2 separate regions of the Homo sapiens genome follow, and region 1 is linked to region 2. Evidence: chromatin loops called from intact Hi-C (ENCODE). Cell type or tissue: GM12878. All regions are shown on one strand. Links, peaks and the distances in the headings refer to the core of each region. The heading gives the core; the rest is flanking DNA.

Region 1 (11,948 bases), core at 6,364-11,363, 87 kb after region 2:
GGCTCAATGTCTCCAGCTTTATCTAGGTCTTCCCAAACATCCCCATTTCAATTGACAGGATTCCACTATTTCCTAATTAATGTCCCCACTTTAAGAGCAGATGCCCTGGTGGTGGGTGCCTGTAGTCCCAGCTACTCGGGAGGCTGAGGCAGGAGAATGGCGTGAACCCAGGAGGCGGAGCTTGCAGTGAGCCGAGATCACGCCACTGCACTCCAGCCTGGGCGACAGAGCGAGACTCCGTCACAAAATAAAATAAACTAACCTAAACTAACCTAAACTAAACTAAACTAAAATAAACTAAAATAAACTAAAATAAACTAAACTAAAATAAAATAAAATAAAATAAAATAAAATAAAATAAATAAAATAAAAGAGCGGATGCCCTGTGGGGCTGGAAATTCAACATGCGCTGTAATTCATCAAGTCCCAGGATTTGACTCTCAGCAATTTCAGTGACATTAGGAGCAACCAACCAATGCTATTATACTCCTTAGTTTTCCAAAAATGTTTAAAAGTATCAGACACAGAACCCTTGAGGTCCCTTGCTTTTTTTTTTTTTTTTTTTTTTTTTTTTTTTTGAGAGGTAGTGTCTCGCTCTGTCGCCCAGGCTGGAGTACAGTGGCACAATCTCGGCTCACTGCAAGCTCCACCTCCCGGGTTCACACCATAATCCTGCCTCAGCCTCCTGAGTAGCTGGAACTACAGGCGCACGCTGCCACACTCAGCTAATTTTTTATATTTTAGTAGAGACGGGGTTTCACCGTGTTGCCCAGGCTGGTCTTGAACTCCTGAACTCAGGCAATCTGCCTGCCTCGGCCTCCCAAAGTGCTAGGATTACAGGCATAAGCCACCGTGCCCAGCCTCCTTGCTTCCTATAAGGAGTTGATTAGGAGTATCCAAGCATGGACTATTATCAGGGCTCTCTTTACTACTGGATACAGAATCATCAGCCCCTTTAAATCCAATCAGATTACCATTAAGAAAATATCTAAAATATATACACAAAGGAAAAGATTAGGAAATTAAACAAAACCCTACAAAAAAAAATCAGCTAAGGACAAAAGAATGCAGTATTTCAGAAGCCCCAGAAACAATTCAAAAAACTAATTCTTAGAACTTTCTTATTCTAGTACCATTCTTGGTACCAAAATCTGCATTAATTAGGGTTCTCCAAGGAAATAAAACTAATACAATGTGCGTATATATATACACATATACATATACATATATATATACACACACACACACACACACACATACACAAAGAGACTTATGAGGGATTGGCTCACATGAACACCATGCCTGGAAGGTCCCACAACCTACCATCTGCAAACTGGAGGCCCAGGAAAGCTGCTGGTGTAGTTCCAGTCCAAGCCAAAAGGCCTTACAACCAGGGGAGCCAATGGTGTTCAGTACCAGCCCAAATTCAAAGGCCAGAGAAGATGAATGTCCCAGCTCAAGCAGAGAGCAAATTCACTATTCCTCTGCCTTTTTGTTCTATTAAATATCTGGACACTCAACAGATTGGACGATGCCCATCCACATTGGTGAAGGCAATCTTTACAGTTCATTGATTCAAATGTTGATCTCTTCCAGAAACACCTTCATAGACACACCCAGAAACAAGGTTTTAACCTTGTTTCTGGGCATCCCTCATCCCAGTCAAGTTGACATATTACCATCATATCATAATTTGACATGAGATTTGTCAAAATAGTTACATCCATAAAATGCAAAAAAGCAATCTTCCTAATTTCCTTTAGAATTTCTTATTTGATCTGTTGGTTAAGAGTGTGTTGTTTAATTTCCACGTATTTGTGAATTTTCTAGTTTTGTTATAGATTTCTAGCTCCATTCCATTGTAATCAGAGAAGAATACTTTGTATGATTTCAGCATTTCTAAACTTGTTTTGTAACCTATCCTCTGTCCTGGACACTGTTCCATGTGCAATTGAGGAGATTGTGTATTTTTATTGTTGGGGGAAGTGTACTATTTATGATGTTAATCAAGTCCTCTATTTCCTTATTAATCTTCTAAATGTTCTAATAGTAATAATAATTTTTATTATTAAAATGGGGTATTGAAGTTTCTATTATTGTGGAACCATTTCTCCGTTCAAATCTGTCAGTGTTTGCTTCATATATTTTGGTGGGGCTCTGTTGCTTGCTGAGTATGAATATGTTTATAATTGTTACATCTTGTTGATGAATTGACCCTTTTATCAATAGGTAATTCCCTTCTTTGTCTCTTGTAACAGTTTTAAATGTAAAGTCTATTTTGTGTGATAACTTTTTCCATCCTTTCACTTTCAACCTATTTGTATCTTTGGATTAAAGTGAGTTGCTTGTAGATAGCATACAGTTGGATTATCTTTTATACCTAATTTCCTTCATTATTGCCTTCTTTTGTCCTTAGCTGATTTTTTTGTAGGGTTTTGTTTAAATTCCTTATCATTTCCTTTGTGTATATATTTTAGATATTTTCTTAATGGTTACCATGAAGATTACAATTAACATCCTAAATTTGTAACTATATTATTTTAATTGATACTAACTTAGCTTCAATAACACACAAAAACCCTGCTCCTATACAGCTCTTTCCTGACCTTATTGTTGTCACAAATTACATTTTTATGCAGTGTACCCAATAGCAAAAATTTGTAATTATTTTTTATGCATTTATCTATTAAATTGTGTAGAAAATAAAAAGTGGAGTTGCAAAACAGAAATACATTAATACTGGCTTTTACCTTTTTAGCTTTACTGGAGATCTTTATTTCTTCATTCAGCTTGAAGTTACTGGCTGGTTTCCTTTCATTTCAAACTGGGAGACTCCCTGTAGCTCTTTCCCTGTAGCTTTTTTTGTTTGTTTGTTTTTGAGACAGTCTTGCTTTGTCACCCAGGCTGGAGTGCAGTGGCACGATCTCAGCTCACTGCAACCTCCGCCTCCCGGGTTCAAGTGATTCTCCTGCAACCTCCGCCTCCCGGGTTCAACCGATTCTTCTGCCTCAGCCACCCTAGTAGCTGGGATTACAAGCACCCATCACCATGCCTCACTAATTTTTTTTGTATTTTTGGTAGAGACGGAGTTTCACCATGTTGGCCAGGCTGGTCTCAAACTCCTGGCTTCAAGTGATCCGTACACCTTGGCCTCCCAAAGTGTTGGAATTACAGGTGTGAGCCACTGCACCTGGACATGTAGCACTTCTTGACAGGAAAGGCCTATGGGTAATATTCTTCCTCCACTTTTGTTTATCTACTTATGTCTTAATTTCTCCTTCATATTTGAAGGATAATTTTGCCAAATATTCTTAGTTTTTTTCTTTTAGTACTTTAAGTAAATGTTATCCCATTTTTTTTTTCTGGCCTCTATGATTTTTGTAAGAAATCAGCTTTTAATCTTACTGAGGGTCCCTTGTACATGATGAATCACTTCTCTCTTGATGCTTTCAAGATGCTCCATCTTTGTCTTTCGACAGTTTGATTATGTGTCTCAGTGTAGATCTCTTTTGTGTTTATTCTACTTTGAATGCATTGAGCTTCTTGGATTTGTAGATTCATGCCTTTCATCAAATTTTGGAAGTTTCTGATGAATTATTTCTTCAAATATTCTTTCTGCCTCTTTCTGGGATTCCCGTAATGCATGTTGGTCCACTTGATGGTAGGGTTCCTTGGGCTTTGTTCACTTTTCTTCATTTTCCATTCTGCTCCTCAGACTGAATATTTTCAGTTGTCCTATCTTCAAGTTCACTGATTCTTACTTCTGCCTGCTCAAATCTTCTGAATGCCTCTAGCAAATTTTTTCATTTCAGTCACCATAATTTTCAGCTCCAGAATTTGTATTTGGTTCCCTTTTATCATTTCTCTTCTTGGATATTCTTGTGTTCATACATCATTTGCCTTTAGTTCCTTTAGTTCTTTAGTTTCCTTTAGTTCTCTGAGCATATTTGAGACAGTTGATTTAAAGTCCTTGTCTAGTAAGTCTGATGTATCATCTTTCTCAGGGATGGCTTTAGTCTTTTTCTTTTTTTTTTTCCTGTGAGTAGACCATACTTTCCTGTTTCTTTGTAGTTTGTTGCTGTTATTGAAAATGGACATTTGAATATTATAATGTGGAAACTCTGTAAATCAGTTTTTCTTTTCCCTAGGGTTTGCCGTTGATTGTTGAAGTCTAAGATTGTGTTACTGATTTTTCCAACCTTTTTTGTTTTTGCAAAAACTGTACTCCTTATTGTATTAGTTACTGAAGTCTCTGTTCCTTTAGTTTGTGTTCAACTAGTGCTTTGACAAAGATTTCCTTAAATACTAGGATTACACACACACACACACACACATGAGCTCTGGGCTCAGGGATTCCAACTCTGCCTCAGCCTTCTCTTCTTGCACTAAACTTAGAGATCAGCCGAAGGTGAGAGCTTAGGATCTTCTCAGGTCTTTTCTGGGCATGTGTCCTGCCCTGAGCATGTATATGGCTTTCTATATTCCCTAATATACACTTTTGAAAGACCTAATTTCTCAAATAAACTCTCCTCTGTTCTTCCTCCCAGGCTTTAGATTGTGTATATCATCTTTTGCTCCAAGCAGTTGTGGTTTTTTTGTTCTCCTTATAATGTTTCCAAGCAATGCTCACCACTTTTCCATCCTAGGTGAATTCTGAGTTAGATAAAACACAGATGGGCACTCTGTGTCAGCCCTTCAGGCAGCCACAGAGAGGTTAAAATAGAAAGACCACAATAATTTGCAAATAAGGTCTGCTCTGCTCCCTTTAGAACCAGAGACCAGGGTCCCACACTGGCAATGCAGGTTGCTTTCTTCAAGATTGCCATTGACCTGGAAAGGGGATGGGCAAGGACAAGTAAAAACACCACACAGCTTTCCTACCATTTTTAATTTGCCTTTTTCTTTATCTATTGTTTACCTGACTGATGTAAACCTGTGTTTTCCAGAGTTCTGACAAAGTTCATTCTGATAGTTCCTATTTGTTTTTTGATGATTCTGTGGAGAAATGGGTGTTTGGAGCTAAAACTCTGCCATTTTTCTGATGCCAGCCCCAAAATTTATATCAAACGCAAAAGACCCAGAATAGCAAAATCAATCTTGAAAAGAACAAAGCTGGAGGGCTTGTACTCCTGAATTTCAAAACATGCTATAAAGCCACAGTATCAAAACACTGTGGTGCTGGTATAAGAACAGAGGGGCAAAGGCATTTCAATGGGAAAAGAATAGTATTTTCAACTAACGGTGCGAGGACAAGTAAATATCTACACACAAGGAGATACACTTAAGGCTTTTACCTCGCATCACATGAAAATTAACTCAACATGGATCACAGATGATTTTGTGAAATGGTCTTTCACACGTGAAAGTTTAAACTATACATTTTTTTAAAACATCAAATGAAACTTTTAATGACCTTGGATTGGCAGATTCCTTAAATGTGACACCAAAAACAACCTAGGTAAGGAAAAACTGATAAGTTGGATTTGACCAAAATTTAAAACTTTTGCACTTCAAAAAACATCACCAAGACAATGAAATGGCAAGCCACAGACTAGAAAAAAAATTTGCAAATTATGTCTAATACAGAATCTGTATCCAGAATGTATAATGACTTCTTATATAATTAAAACAACCAATTTAAAAATGGGCAAAATATCTGAATAAACATCACCAAGGATATATAAATAGACATAAAAAAATGCTCAAACATCATTAGTCATATTAGGGAAACACAAATTAAAACAAGAAACCAACGGTTCATACCCACTAGAAAGGTTATAATCAAAAGATACACAATGACAAGTATTGATGAGGATGTGAAGAAATGGAAATCCTTATACATTGTTGGGGGGAATGTAAAGTGATGTAGTCACTTTGGAAATTTCTTTTAAACATTAAACATAAATGTATGATCTGACCCAGAGATTCCATTCCTAGGTATCTACCTAAGAGAAACAAAAACCTATGTCCACACAAAGACTTAAATGCAAATGCTCACAGCAGTACTATCACAATATAAAAAAAAACCCTGAAAATAACTCAAGTGTCTATGAACAGATGAATGAAGAAAATGTGGTATATCCATATAATAGAATACTATTCAGCATTAAAAAGGAATGAAGCACATGGTATTGTCTCAAAAGATATTTAAAAAACCAGCCAGATGCAAAAAGATTAAATATTGTGATTTCATTTATGTGAAATGTCCAAGAAAGGCAACTCTATTGAGACAAAAAGTAGACTTGTGAGGTTGGGTGTGGGAATGGGAGTGACTACAAATGGGCAGGAGGAATCTTTAGGGTGGGATGGAAATGTTCTAAAATTACACAGTAGTGACAGTTGCATAATTCTGTAAATTCACTATGTCACTGAATTGTATCCTTAAAATAGACAAATGTTACAGTGTCTAAATCATACTTCAATAAAGTTGTTTAAATAAACATTATATGCATGTATCACCACTTTGATAAAAAATAAAATGACAAAGCCAGAAAAAAGTCTAAGAAAGGTGAAAGAAGACTGATGGATGCTGTGTATAAAGGTCACCCAGATCTTTTCTTCTCAGGTAGATTCTAGAAAGATGGACGCTATTCTACAAAAACATCTAGGCTAATGGTTGTTGGTGTTTCCAAGCAAAATTACTTTTCAACCTTAAGAGAAAAAAGCAGTGGGCAACAAGTTACAAAGCCAATAATCTCTTCTTTCCCTACATTCTGGAAGCATTTTCCAAACAGGCAATCTTTTAGCTTGTACAGTATATGACTCTGGTATCTAATGATAGCATATTCTTTCATTTATAATATCGGTATTTGTGTCAGTGTGGATGTTCATATGGTTTCTAAAGACCAGGCCTGTAAAATGATGTCAAATGTCAACATCTCAATTATCCTTCCCCAAAAGTATACTGACCATGATTTACACTGTGGATTCCTAAAACTATTAATCACTGAATGTACTCAGTTCTCAGGTACATTTGAAACAGCAATTTATTCTCAATAACTGCTATAACTCATTTCTTTCTTTTTTTTAATTTTTTTTTTGAGACGGAGTCTCACTCTGTCGCCCAGGCTGGAGTGCAGTGGCACAATCTCGGCTCACTGCAAGCTCCGCCTCCTGGGTTCACGCCATTCTCCTGCCTCAGCCCCGCCCCGAGTAGCTGGGGCTACAGGAGTCTGCCACCACGCCCGGCTAATTTTTTGTATTTTTAGTAGAGACGGGGGTTTCACCATTTTAGACAGGATGGTCTCCACCTCTTGACCTTGTGATCCACCTGCCTCGGCCTCCCAAAGTGCTGGGATTACAGGCGTGAGCCACCGCACCCGGCCTATAACTCATTTCTTAAAAATAATTTAAAAAAACTATATGCTCTTAAAAATATAAACAGTACAAAAATATTTAAAGAAAACTTCAAGTTCTCTCCTAGTGACCAACGTTAACCATTTGATATACACCCTTGCATATTTTGTCCTTGGTTTAGACCAACAAATATACACAGTTTTATATTTTATTCCCTCCTCTCTTCCAGTTCATAGAATACCATCTTATGCTATTAACAGACCTTGACATTGTTTTCAATTACATATGAAATAGGGCTGCCTTTTTCTTTTTTAAAAATGTATTTTTTTTTTCTGAGATAGTCTCACTCTGTCACCCCAGGCTGAAGTACGGTGGCACGATCTCAGCTCACTGCAACCTCCGCCCCCAGGTTTAAGTGATTCTCCTGCCTCAGCCTCCCAAGTAGGTGGGATTACAGATGCCTGCCACCATACCCAGCTAATTTTTGTATTTTTAGTAGAGATGGGGTTTCACCATGTTGGCCAGGCTGGTATCGAACTCCTGACCCCAGGTGATCCACCCATCTGTCTCAGCCTCCCAAGTGCTGGGATTACAGGTGTGAGCAACCATGCCCGGCCTTCTTTTTTCTTTTTGTAATGTGATTGCTGGTGGGTCAAAGGATTTGCAAATACAAATTTTAACCGATATTGCCAAATTGCTTCCCCTACAGATTGTAGTAATTCACACTGTAACCAGCAGTTTGTGAAAGTATCTATTTCTCCACATTCTTGATAGCACTGATCTTTTCATATTTACCAATCTGAGATGAGAAGTGGTTTCTCATTGTTAAGTTATATTTTTTTTATCTATAGCGAAAGGTGGAGGTGGATACTTTCCATGTTTTGGGCCATTGATACTTCTTTTTCTGTGGATTGCTTGATATATATTAATTTTTTGTCCATTTTTCTATTACTTGTCACTTTATTCGCTCTTTGTACATTAGGGATATGCGCTGAAATATTTTTTCCCAAGTTTGTTTTCTCAGGCTTTAAAAAAAACTTTGCTCATAATACTATATATATATTTTATATACATATAGTATTTATATATACATAAACTCAGTTCAATCCGAACATTTTTTCCTTAGGTTCCTGAGTTTGCTGTTTTTATGAAGGCGGCTTTCCCTAAGATTAGATAAGCCTGTGTTAAGTTCCCAAATATGCTTGCATCTATTTCTGGAATGTCTATTCCATTTCTCTTATGTATTCTTTCTCATAGCAATGCTATATATTTTTATTACAGTAGCTGTGTAATGTTCTAACATCTGGCAGGACAAAGACTCCTCTCTCAACATATTACTTTCTCAAAAATGCCTCAGATATTCTTGCATCCCTATTCAACTATATTCATTAATTAGTATATTAAAAATATGTACTAAATAGGCCCTCTTCCCATTTCAGTGTCTTGTTCTGCCACGCAGTTTCCATCTACTGAGTTTTGAAATTTAGAGCATACAGTTTTAGCAATTTTCCTGTGCTCCCATTAGGGCCTTCTTAAGCGTAATACAGTAGTCTCTCCCCCATCTGTGGTTTCATTTTCGTTGGTTTTAGTTACTGGAGGCCAAACCTGCCCCAAAAATATTACATTGAAAATTCCAAAAATAATTTATGAGTTTCAAATTGCAAGCAGCTCTCAGTACCATAATGAGACATCAGGCCATCCTTCTCTGTCCTGCCCAGAATGTCAATCATCCCTTTGTCCTGTGTCTCCACACTGTCTGCAATACCTGCCTGTTAGTCACTTAGTAGCTGTCTCAGTTATCAGATCGAGTGGTTATCAGACCGACTGCCTGGTATCTCAGTGGTTGTGTCCAAGGAACCCTTATTTTACTAAAGAGTGGCCCCAAAGCACAAGAATAGTGATGCTGGCAATTCAGGTGTGCCAAAGGGAAGCTGTAAAGTACTCATTTCAAGTGAAAAGGTGGAAGTTCTACTGAAGGAAATAAAGACAAATCATATGCTGATGTTGCTAAGATTTACAATAAGAACAAATCTGTGAAATTTTGAAGGAGGAAGAAGAAATTCACGCTAGTTTTGCTGTCACACCTCAAACTGCAAAAGCTGTGGCCACGGTGCATGACAAGTGCTTAGTTAAGATGGAAAAGGCATTCCATTTATGGGTGGAAGATACCAACAGAAAACATCTTAATATTAACGGCAATGTGTCACTCCAGAAAGCACTGAGCCCATGCAAAGACTTCAGCAAGGAATCCCTTGAAATGAGTGACACCAAGCCATTACACAGACGGCCAACAGTAGCCCATCGCCACATCACAATGCCTACATCACCTCACTGCATCTCATCGCGGAGGCACTGTAGCATCTCCCATGATCACAAGAAGGGGAAATACAGTACAATAGAGGATATTTTGAGAGAGAGACACATTCACATAATTTTTATTACAGTATATTGTTATAATTGTTCTACTTTATTATGTTATTAATCTCTTACTATGCCTCATTTATAAATTACACTTTATCACAGGTATGTATTGGAAAAAACAGTATATATATGATTTGGTACTACTACCCACAGTTTTAGGCATCCACTGGGGGTCTTTGAACATATCTCTCATGGATAAGGGGGGAACTACTGTATGTCTTGTATTATATTATAGTCTTCTTCTTTCATGTAAAACATGGGTTTTGGCCAGGTATGGTGGCTCATGCCTATAAAATAAAGGCATGGTGGCATATGACTGCAATCCCAACTACTCAGGAGTCTGAGGCAGGAGAATCGATTGAACCCGGGAGGCGGAGGTTGCAGTGAGCTGAGATCACACCACTGCACTCCAGCCTGGGTGACAGAGCGAGACTCTGCCTCAAAAAAAAAAATAAAAAGAAGAAAACACAAAAAAACCCCCCATGATTTTACTCCTTGAATTTACTGCTAAGCTAATCAATCTCATCAGCCCCTCACTCATTTTGTTTAGTTGCTCCAACTTTCCAAATTCTTTCCAGCCTCTGGGCCTTTGTACAGTACATGTCCCTCTGTCTGCTCTGTACGCATCTGCTTGGTCTGTTTAGACATTATTTCCATTAATGGCCTTCTCCAACCCCTGCTAAATTAAGACTAGATTCTCATTCATCAGACCTTGTACTTTTCTACTGCAGCATGTAACTACTGTTTATAAATCTCTATTTGGTTACCATGCTGTCCCCCACTACATTAAGTTTCAGGAAGACTGTGCTCCTGTCACCACTGCATACCCAATACCTAGGAAGAGTCTAACACATATACTTGAAAAGGAGAATGAGTTCTTTGTATCTGTCTCTGAACCATTACTAAAAATACATTTTAACAGTGCAATACTTGCAACCAAGATAAGAATGCAGACTTTAAAAGCCCATTCATTCTCTATTAAACAGAAATTATATATTCATTATAAATTATTTTTACATGTAAGTCATTACTATCAGTAATTGGCTTGTAGGATAATCTGTATTGTTCTTTATACTTATTGAGTCTAACGATACTGCTCCTATTTGAGAATTTTTCTTGAACTAAGTATTACACTACAGAGATAAAGCTCCTTCCTATATACTATTACTAACCTCTCTTAGTAGAACAAAAACACAATACGCAAAGCATACTAGAAATATTTGGTTCTTTTAATCAGCTATTCATGGTGTAATAAAATAAATTTAAGTGGCACCTAATTTAACATTTAAAATAGTTCATTAAAAGATAATCTACAAAACAATGTTATGCCTAATTGTCAAAATAACACCTTTTTTTTTTCAAGAAAGGAGAAATAAAGGCATAATCAAAATTATGGCTAACAACGTGGGTTCATTTTGACACTTACAGATGATTCTGTAGGCATATCGGCAGGCACGATGTTGAAAACCAATCCACTAGATTTAAAATTAATGGTAAGATAAAAAAGAAAAGATACACATTTCAGAGGTAATGTTTGAAATTAAAGAAAAATATCCACCATATATTACAACAGATCTTTTAATGACTATTTTTAACATAAAGATTGTTGTTTTGGGAAACATCTATTCTCTTTGAACATTTCACTAAATTTTCAATGTATTAAATAACTGACAGAAATAAGTTCTGTGTTCTGTACAAATTAAAGGTCCCATGAATACATAACCCCCTCCCAGCCCCACCAAAGCTCAATTTTGCATGGTTTCAGCAGAAAATAGACAGCCCAAAATTTAAACAGAATTCATAGCATTACAAAAGTTTACAGAACCCCTATGTTTTCATCATTTGTTTCTAACAACAAAGATTACAATGACAGAACTGAATGATCAGAATGTAAAAATATTTGTGCAAAACTGCATTAATTGTTCTTACCATCTAATAGGGGTAAAACTTAAGAACACGCAATGACAATAATGAAGAAAAACTACATTAAAAGTAATTCTACTTTTGATATCAAACAACATGGATTATACTATTACTAAACATTGAAAAAAAAAACGTGGCACCATGAGAGCAGCAGGAGCAACAAATGATTTGGCAATTCCAGCTAAAGAAAGCTGACACTGGAATATGCCAAAGTTAATCTCCACAGTAGGCATCCATCTGAAAAGACTGGAAACAACTGTAGGGCTTCAAACTTACTTCAGTGTCTTTATTCTTGAATTTGCAGGTCA
Region 2 (9,216 bases), core at 1,061-6,060:
CCAGAGCATTAAGAGTACAGAAAGTAAGAAAAAACAGTCAGTACCACCCCCAACCTCCCACCCTAACCCCACTCCCTGATTCTGCACTCTCAGAGCCCAGCCCTGTCTGCGCTCTGCTGGATCCTGCCCACTGAGGTAAGCTTGGCCCTGCAGCCCCTTCAGTGTATCGCTCTTTTTCTCCCTTCACAGGTCCCGCATCTCCCCAGGTGGGTTACAGAATATAGTTATTGGCCTAATGGTCAAGAGGGCAGGTAAGGACAGACCCTGAAGAGGGTGCCTGCTGTCTTGCAGGGACATGGCCGCTGCACTGTGTTCAAATAAATGGGGTGGGTGCTAGCCCTTAGTATGGAGGAGGGAGCCATTCCCTAGGCTCAAAGGGTTCTGGGGAATCAGGATTTTCAAGCACATGGACACAAGTGTTTCAATCTCATATCTCCAGGTTCCACTTTCTGCTCATCAGAGCCCCGACCTGGGCAAAGCAGACCTACCCAGGATGAGAGTTTAACACTTTCTAGAATTCTGCTACTCTTATGATTAAAAACTGGGCCTGATCCTCAGCTTTTTCTGCTCTCTGGTGACTGGAGATGGGGATTCCCTTATACGTTGCCAAGAAGGTCTCTGGTTTTCATACCTAGCTGGTGAGTTGTGCATTCACTGCCAGCCTTTCATTTTTCGAAGCGGCAGTTCCCCTGCAACAGTCATCCAATTCCACTGTCCTTCATTCCCCCCACGTTTCTCAAATGTCTAATACATTTCGATGGCTACTGTATTCCCCTCCACTCATTTGCCATCCAAATTCACTACTGGCAGAAGTTTTAACAATTGCACTGCTGCCTTTTCCTAGGGCTAGGCTGTGCCTCATCTACCAGCGGTTATGAAGTCCTCATTGCCAACCAGAAACACAGGTGACTCAGCTGCAGAATCCCATCTTAGCATCTGCTTTCTTGGAATATTACTTTTGAAATTAAGTTTTTAAAATTATCTGCAGAGGCAGGGTCTCCCTATGTTGCCCAGGCTGGTCTCAAACTCCTGGGCTCAAGCCCTCCTCCTGCCTCAGCCTCCCAAAGTGTTGGAATTGCAGGTGTGAGCCACTGCAGCAGGCCATGTTGAAATATCCTTGATATCACCAGTTACAGGTTGCTTCCTGGGGAAACAGGCTCTGAGATGGAAGTTAGCATGCAGGACGCCTGCTAGAGTGCTCTTGGGATTAACACCCCAGGAGAAAGGGTGACCTCAGCTGACCCCATGGGCCTTCAGAGTTGTCATGAGTTGGGGCACGGGGTCCGAGCCCTTATACCTCTGCAATGAACAGTCATCGGATACCGACTGCCCTCACAAGAGGACATGACCTTAAGCAAGAGGATCTCTGCAGCCAAGAGCAATTTCTGGAGAGGACAGACAGCTGAAGGCTGTCAGCCAGCAGCACTCCCAGAGTCCCTCAGATTTGCCGGGCAATCTGGATGGTGCACTACGCCTCCCACACCTTGCAATCTGGGCATGATTTATCTTAACGTACTCATCACCCATCAAGGTGCATGCTGCCTGCTTGGACATATAGTCTCTCTTTTATGATTATTTAAGCTGTACTTACATTTCATGCTTCATGGCAGAATTATTTAACTTAAGGGCCTTAAATATCAGGATTTGTGGTGGGCCCAAAAGGCAAGGAATGGCATGGGGAACACTGTCTCCCCATGGGTCGTTTTTCTAGAGACAAATGTACTAACCTAGATGGAATAATTCTCACACTGACTTTAGAACAGAATCTGTAAGTTCAGGGTACAGAAGGTTGATCATTTTGGTTAGAAATACTTGAGAGGGGCCAGGCACGGTGGCTCACGCCTGTAATCTCAGTACTTTGGGAGGCCGAGGTGGGTGGATCACGAGGTCAGGAGATCGAGACCATCCTGGCTAACACGGTGAAATCCCGTCTCTATGAAAAATACAAAAAATTAGCCGGGCGTGGTGGCGGGTGCCTGTAGTCCCAGCTACTCGGGAGGCTGAGGCAGGAGAATGGTGTGAACCCAGGAGGCGGAGCTTGCAGTGAGCCGAGATCGTGCCACTGCACTCCAGCCTGGGCAACAGAGCGAGACTCCATCTCAAAAAAAAAAAAAAAAAAGAAAGAAATACATGAGAGGGATTGTTGGATAATCCTACTCACCACGAATCTGGAAGAACGATGTGACACTGCATTAAATTTAACATTTCACCTTGGTAGCTATGCCAATCACTTGGTAAGTTAGTTACCATTTGAGGTTCCAAAAGTAGGTAAAAAGTGAATGAGCCAGGCTCAGTGGCCGAGGCTGAGGCAGGAGGATCACGTGAGGCCAGGAGTTTAAGACTAGCCTGGGCAACACAGCAAGACCCCATCTCTTAAAAAAAAGAATGAAACCACCCTTCAACCATTCTGGTTCTATTCATAAAAGAGTTTTGTGGGGAGGGATAGTTCCTTTTCACAGAGGGCACTGATTAAAAAGCATTGATCAATAATCAATGATTATTCATTTATTCATTTCGGACCTGGCTAGGCCTTAACGGTATTTTTTACAGGAAGTCTTTGCCACAGAGGAATTTGGCCTATGATTTCACAGCCACTGATAGGGCGTCCAGGTTGCTTGGTTTCAGTTGGGCTAGGCCATCCCAGGTGTGAATAAAAAGAAATGGTCTCAAAGTTCAGCCTAAACCCATGGGCCGTGAGGCTGCACGGGGCCATTTTCACTCCCAAGACTGGAATACTGTGTGTATGGGAGCCATTGTCCGTCATGGTCTACAGCGATTCCAGTGCCTGCAGTTGGACTGATGTTCCCAGGGTGCTCAGTGCAGTTAACATCAGCCTGTGTGCAGGGAAGCCCAGAGAGGAGGCCTGAGTTTGTGGTTTGGGGTTTTGTTTTGTTTTGTTTCATTTTGCTTTTAAGTCAGAAGAAAAATAAATCAATTTTTTAATTAAATGTTATCACTACAAGAGTGTAGTAATCTGCTTAAGACTACCTTGTGATTTCCCTCTCTCCCAAGGTTCTTAACAGTAAAAGAACATTGGTTTTTGAAGATAGAAAAGAGAGGGAGGTCTAGGTTGTGAGTTGCATGAATCCCATTTGCACATTCTTATGCCTCTGAGGTACAGAGGCGTTTGTACTTGAGGGTGGCAAGATTTAACAAATAAAAATACAGGTGCCAATATTTAATTCAAATTAAACTTGAATTTCACATAAATAATGAACAAGTTTTGGCATAAGTATATCAAATAAAAGTTTAACAAATATTTAACAAATAAAAATTTAACAAATAAAAATACGGGTGCCAATATTTAATTCAAATTAAACTTGAATTTCACATAAATAATGAACAAGTTTTGGCATAAGTATATCCCAAATACTGCATGGCATCGTGCAGAGTGTGTTCCAGATCTTGCAGGGGCCTGTATTTTATCTGGCAACTCTATTGTCTTTTCAAGTGAAAACTGTGTGGTTATGCAAAGGACCTTGCAAGGCGAGGGGACCAGCAATTTGCCTGCCCATGACAATCTGAAAAGGGGTAGTGAGCTCCAAGAACTGTGATAGGAGGGATAACAAAGAGGAAGACAGCTCAACAAAATCAAACCATCTCGTCAAATACAAATAAATGTAAAAGGGAGTTTACAAAATTCTATCAGTCAAAACACACTGATAGAATTGAGTTGGCAGACAACTGAAACAACATGCAATTGACGGCTTACAATGAACAAGCCATGATTTACAGTCCAAGAGGAGCAGGATGAGGCACGATGGTGGTGGCCATGTTGATTTCCGGTGAGAAATGGAGGAAGTTAATGTTGGCCTGTGGTTTTAGAATTTGTAAAGGTTGAGCAAGCCTCCACTGTGATGACTTTACTCTCTGTGGGAAGACTGTTGCTCCATGAGAGAGGCCCTGACTCAGTGCAGAAGGGAGATGAGAAGAAGAATATAAAAGACATTAAGAAATGACAGCCCTGAGGAAGGCAATCATGACATCCAACCTACAAATCCTCTGAAAACTTAAACTTGCCTTCCCCGGCCAGGACGCAGGCCAATGTATATTCACACACATCAGGGGTTTCCCTGATTTCTAAGTCCCTGAAGAGGCTCGGTGGTGTTCTCAGTTCTAGGTGTGATTTGACAAATTTCTAATGAGAAAATTATACATGAAAGTGTTATTTTTGACCATAAGCAGTGGTTTATGCCTGTATTCCCAGTGCTTTGGGAGGCTGAGGTGGGAGGATTGCTTGAGGCTGGCCAGGAGTTCCAGACCAGACTGAGCAACAAAACCCCGTCTCTACAAAAAACTAAAAATAAAACGTGAGGTGGGGCACAGTGGCTCATGCCTGTAGTCCCAGCACTTTGGGAGGCTGAGGCAGGTGGACTGTTTGAGCCCAGGAGCTCAAGACCAGCCTGGGCAACATAGTGAGACCCCCACCTCTAAAAAAAATAATAATACAAAAATCAGCTTGGCATAGTGGTGCATGCCTCTAGTCCCAGCTACTTGGGAGGCTGAGGTGGGAGGATCACTCGAGCCGGGAAGGTCAAGGCTGCAGTGAGCCAAGATCACACCACTGCACTCCAGCCTGAGACACAGAGCAAGACCCTATCTCAAAAATAAAATAAAATAAAAATTAGCCAGGCATGATGGTACATGCTGAGGAGGCTGAGACTGGAGGATCACTTGTGGCCAGGAATTGGAGGCTGCAGTAAGCTGTGATCGTGCCACTGCACTCTAGCCTGGGCAACAGAGTGAGACCCTGTCTCTTTAAAAAAAAAAGCGTTATTTTAAAAAAAGCTCTTGCACCTCAGTTTTTATTATTTGCAAATCCCTACTTCACTCTGACTTTTGATCACAAACTTTCAATGCATTGAATATAGAATCTAATTCAGAAGAACAAGTTCTGTGACCTTGGCAAGTCACTGCTGTTTCCTTGGTTTCTGTCTCTAAAACACAGGGGGATGGACCAGCTGATTATAAGGTAGCGTCCATCAGCCTGGCTAACATGGTGAAAACCCATTTCTACTAAAAATACAAAAATTAGCCTGATGTGGTGGTGTGTGCCTGTAATCCCAGCTACTCGGGAGGCTGAAGCAGGAGAATCACTTAAACCTGGAAGGCGGAGGTTGCAGTTAGCTGAGATCACGCCACTGCTGCACCCCAGCCTGGGTGAGGCCTGAGGTGAGACTCTGTCTCAAAAAAATTTAAAAAATTAGAAAAAAATTTGTGTCTAACATGCTCTTCTATGACTCCATGATTATGGAAAGTGTATTTTCTGATGGCCCAGTCTACATTTAGGAGAGGATATTCAACCTTTTTATTTATTATTTATTTATTTATTTTAATTTTTTTGAGATGGAGTCTCGCTCTGTTTCTCAGGCTGGAGTGCAGCAGCGCCATCTCAGCTCACTGCAACCTCCGCCTTCTGGGTTCAAGTGACACTCCTGCCTCAGCCTCCTGAGTAGCTGGGATTACAGGTATCCACCACCACATCTGGCTAGTATTTTTAGTAGAGATGGGGTTTTGCCATGTTGGCCAGGCTGGTCTTGAACTCCTGACATCAAGTGATCTGCCCGCTTAGGCCTCCCAAAGTGCTGGGATTACAGGCATTAGCCACCGTGCCCGGCCTCAATCTTTCTATTTAAAAGCGTCATTATTCCTTATTCAGAAAATAGGGTGATAACTGTAGCACCTTCCAAGTACAACCATAAATAGGATATTACCAGAAAGTGATTACGGCATGAAGAATTCTAAAATGGTCCCCATGATCTCTGTCCCCTAGTATTATCCTCAGGTTATATAGCAAGGATGAAGGACTTTTGCAGATGTTCCATCAGAATCACTGATGAATGCAATTCTGCCCTTTGCATTTCATCCCTTTGGCATAAGGCCCAGATGCAAATAAAGCTAGTGAAGAAAGTAATAGGTAAACCTTGCAAGTCATTCATTCTTCACTGTGGATAAGGTTCCAGGTGACTTTAAATTAACCAAAAGAATATCCTGAGCAGGCCTGACTTAATCATTGGAAGTCCTTTGGAAGAGGAGAACTGGGCACGGTGGCTCAAGCCTGTAGTCCCAGCACTTTGGGAGGCTGAGGCAGGGGGATCACCAGAGGTCAGGAGTTCGAGTCCAGCCTGGCCAACATGGTGAAACCCTGTCTCTACTAAAAATACAAAAATTAACCAGGCATGGTGGCACACGCCTGTAATCCCAGCTACTTGGGAGGCTGAGGCAGGAGAATTGCTTGAACCTGGGAGGCAGAGGTTACAGTGAGCCAAGATTGCACTATTGCACTCAAGCCTGGGCAACAAGAGTGAGACTCTGTCTCAAAAAAAAAAAGAAGAGGGCTGAAGATTTCCCTGGGGTCAACCCTCCTGCTGGCCTTGAAGAAGCACAGCACTGTATGTTCTACAGCTGCAAGGAAATGAATTCTATTAACAAGCTGAATGAAGCAGATTCATCCCCAGTTGATCCTCCAGATGAGAACTGCCACCTGGCCAACACATTGACTACAGCTTTGTGACACCCTGAGCAGAGGATCCTGCTAAGATATGCCTGGATTCCTGACCGATTGAAACTGTAAGATAATATATATGTTGTTTTAAGGGAAAAATAACAAATAGAAATAAACGTGTTATTATCATTCACAAATCTGGGTAATGTTCCTTGTGTGGGAAAATAGAAACATAAAGTAAAACACCTTAAAAGAAATGACTTTCAACTCTCTCTCTACCTTCTCTAGATTTTCTCTGTTCCTAGGTTTGGTTGGACTCTGGGGTTTTTAGGAGAGACCCACTAAGACTGGAAGCAGTATTTGTACAAAACCATAGCTCTTAATAATCCACACCAGCATAATTTCTCACTTGAATTCTTTTCCTTTTTCCTCTTGCACTTAGGCCAGTTGAACCGGTTTGCCCAGCTTGGAATTATTCATAAATTTTTGATTAGCTTTTGAGAAGGCATTTAAAAAGCAGTAGCAAGACGGACGGTGGAAAGACTGGACAAGACCACCTTTAAGTGTGGAGAATATCCACTGTCCAAACTCTGCGGCAATCAGAGGAACATTGGTAGTGAACCATTCAAAAAACTCATGAATCAGAGATGATGGCTACAGAAGCACATTTATTTATTCAAACATTTCTTTAGTGGTTTTAAAAACAAAGTTTGTTTTCTAGTTGGAGAACATACCACAACTATGACTCAGTCCTGACTCAGAGCTTCCTGACCAGTCGACTTTTAGGAGAGAAAAAAACAATTCAGGCTGGTGAAGGCGGAGTCACATTGATTTGGCTTCCACAAACCTGATTAAAGCAGCCTTCTTCCAACAGAAAGTGTGACTTTTCTTCATCATTTCCTTGTTTACTTTCTTTCTTTTATTTTTTTAAAAAGTACATCCCTTTTGGAGGAATTTCAAGAAAGTTTCAAAGTTGAGCCAAGTATGCTCCTTGTGCCCCCATTCCCACATCTATAAAATGATGAGGATTAAATAATCAAATCCATGAGGTGCTGAGAACAGTACCTGGGATAAAACAACTGGTCAACCAGTGTTTGCCATTATTAGTATTTTACTAAAAAGCTTGCCACGGTCTCTTTCTGGTCTCACTTTCCCGTACCCTCCAAACTACAGGCCCTACATGTCAGCCACACTATATGCCTTACATACTGGTTGTTGTTGTCGTTGTTGTTGTCGTTTTTTGAGACAGAGTCTTGCTCTGTCGCCCAGGCTGGAGTGCAATAGTGCAATCTTGGCTCACTGCAACCTCCACCTCCTGGGTTCAAGCGATTCTCCTCCCTCAGCCTCCCGAGTAGCTGGGGCTACATACAGGCACACACCACCAAGCCCAGCTAATTTTTATATTTTTAGTAGAGACGGAGTTTCACCATGTTGGCCAGGCTGGTCTCAAACTCCTGACCTCAGGTGATCCACCTGCCTCGGCCTCCCAAAGTGCTGGAATTATAGGCGTGAGCCACAGCACCTGGCCCATACTGGTTGTTAAAGGTTAAATCATGTCCTTCTCACCCTGGCCTTAAAAATAACGTACATGTTAAAGTTCTAACTCCCAGTACTCCAAAATGTGACCTTATTTGAAAGCCAGGTTGTTGCAGACATAATTAGTTGAGATGAGGTCAGTAGGATGGACACCTAACCCAATATGACTTTGGTCCTTATAAATAGGGAAAATTTGGACACAAAGACACACACACACATGGAGAAGACACCGTCAAGAAACACAGGGAGAACATCAGGTGAAGATGAGGGCGGAGATTGGGGTGATGCTCCCACAAGCCCAGGAACGCCAGAGATTGCCACCAAACCGCCAGAGCTGGAGGGTTGATGCTCCCACAAGCCAAGTAACGCCAGAGATTGCCACCAAACCACCAGAGCTGGGAGAGAGGCATGGAACAGATTGTCCCTTGCAGCCCTCAGAAGGGACGAATCCTCCTGCTGACACCTTGATCTTAGATTCCTAGCATCCAAAAATGAAAGAAATACCTGTTGTCTAAGCTTCCCAGTCTCTGGTACTTTGTTACAACAGCCCTAGCCAATGAATACACTTGTACATGGCTTAACTTTTCCCACCTCCATGTCTATAACCGTTCATTGCAAAAACCTCCCTCATTGCTGCCAGTGGAAAATTGATCCATATGTCAAATGCCTTGTTCGCCTGCTTAGATATCTGCAATCAGAATTAACTCATTTCCTATTGGTCTCTATATATGCCACTCATAGCTTACCACAATCCATGTGTATTATTAGCTCATTGGAACTATGGCTCTCTATCTAACTAGATATATTGTATGTCTTGTTATATACATTGTATAGAGTATAAGTCACAACCCAATTATTTCTCTCTCTCTCTCTCTTTTATTTTTAAGAGACCAGGTGTCACTGTGTTGACCAAGCTGGTCTTGAACTTCTGGACTCAAGCGATCCTTCCACCTCAGCCTCCCAAAGTGCTGGGATTACAAGCATGAGCCACTGCACTTCTGCGCCTGGCCAACCCAATTTTTAAGGACAGATTTTTTTTTTTAAAGCTAACCTTAGGTACTTTTTAAAAAATCAGTTCATTAAAGGAAAACTTCAACCGGATTAAATGTAAAAGAATTTAATGAAGCAATGAAGGACTCACAAATCAGGCAGCCTCCCAGGCCAGAGCAGGCTCAGGGATTCCAGCACAGCACGTCGTGGAAGAATGTTTATGAACAGAAAGAGGAAGTGAGGGA

The links. A loop is a pair of places that touch in the nucleus more often than their neighbours do. Peaks named below come from ENCODE experiments on the same cell type or tissue, not always from the same donor. Only the 100,000 strongest peaks of a DNase experiment are listed, where the experiment ranks them.
Region 1: it touches region 2 in a loop (2.3-fold over the local background); 7 of 110 quality-filtered maps call a loop at or near these places.

Annotation. Positions count from the first base shown.
Region 1 is chr1:244,397,569-244,409,516 of GRCh38, forward strand. ADSS2 (adenylosuccinate synthase 2) reads right to left here. Exons shown (of 13, transcript NM_001126.5): 13 at 10,926-11,948. Among named protein-coding and RNA genes, the nearest start is that of ADSS2, 48 kb to the right of the region's middle. In GM12878, for the core only: no CTCF peak of the experiment used is centred there; a DNase peak (open chromatin) is centred at 8,983; H3K4me3 peaks cover 482 bases; H3K27ac peaks cover 275 bases.
Region 2 is chr1:244,315,973-244,325,188 of GRCh38, forward strand. It overlaps LOC105373262 (a long non-coding RNA gene), which reads right to left and starts at 9,205. Exons shown (of 3, transcript XR_949343.3): 1 at 9,123-9,205. RefSeq lists enhancers at 3,560-3,969, 7,403-8,361. In GM12878, for the core only: no CTCF peak of the experiment used is centred there; a DNase peak (open chromatin) is centred at 3,699; H3K4me3 peaks cover 884 bases; H3K27ac peaks cover 2,767 bases.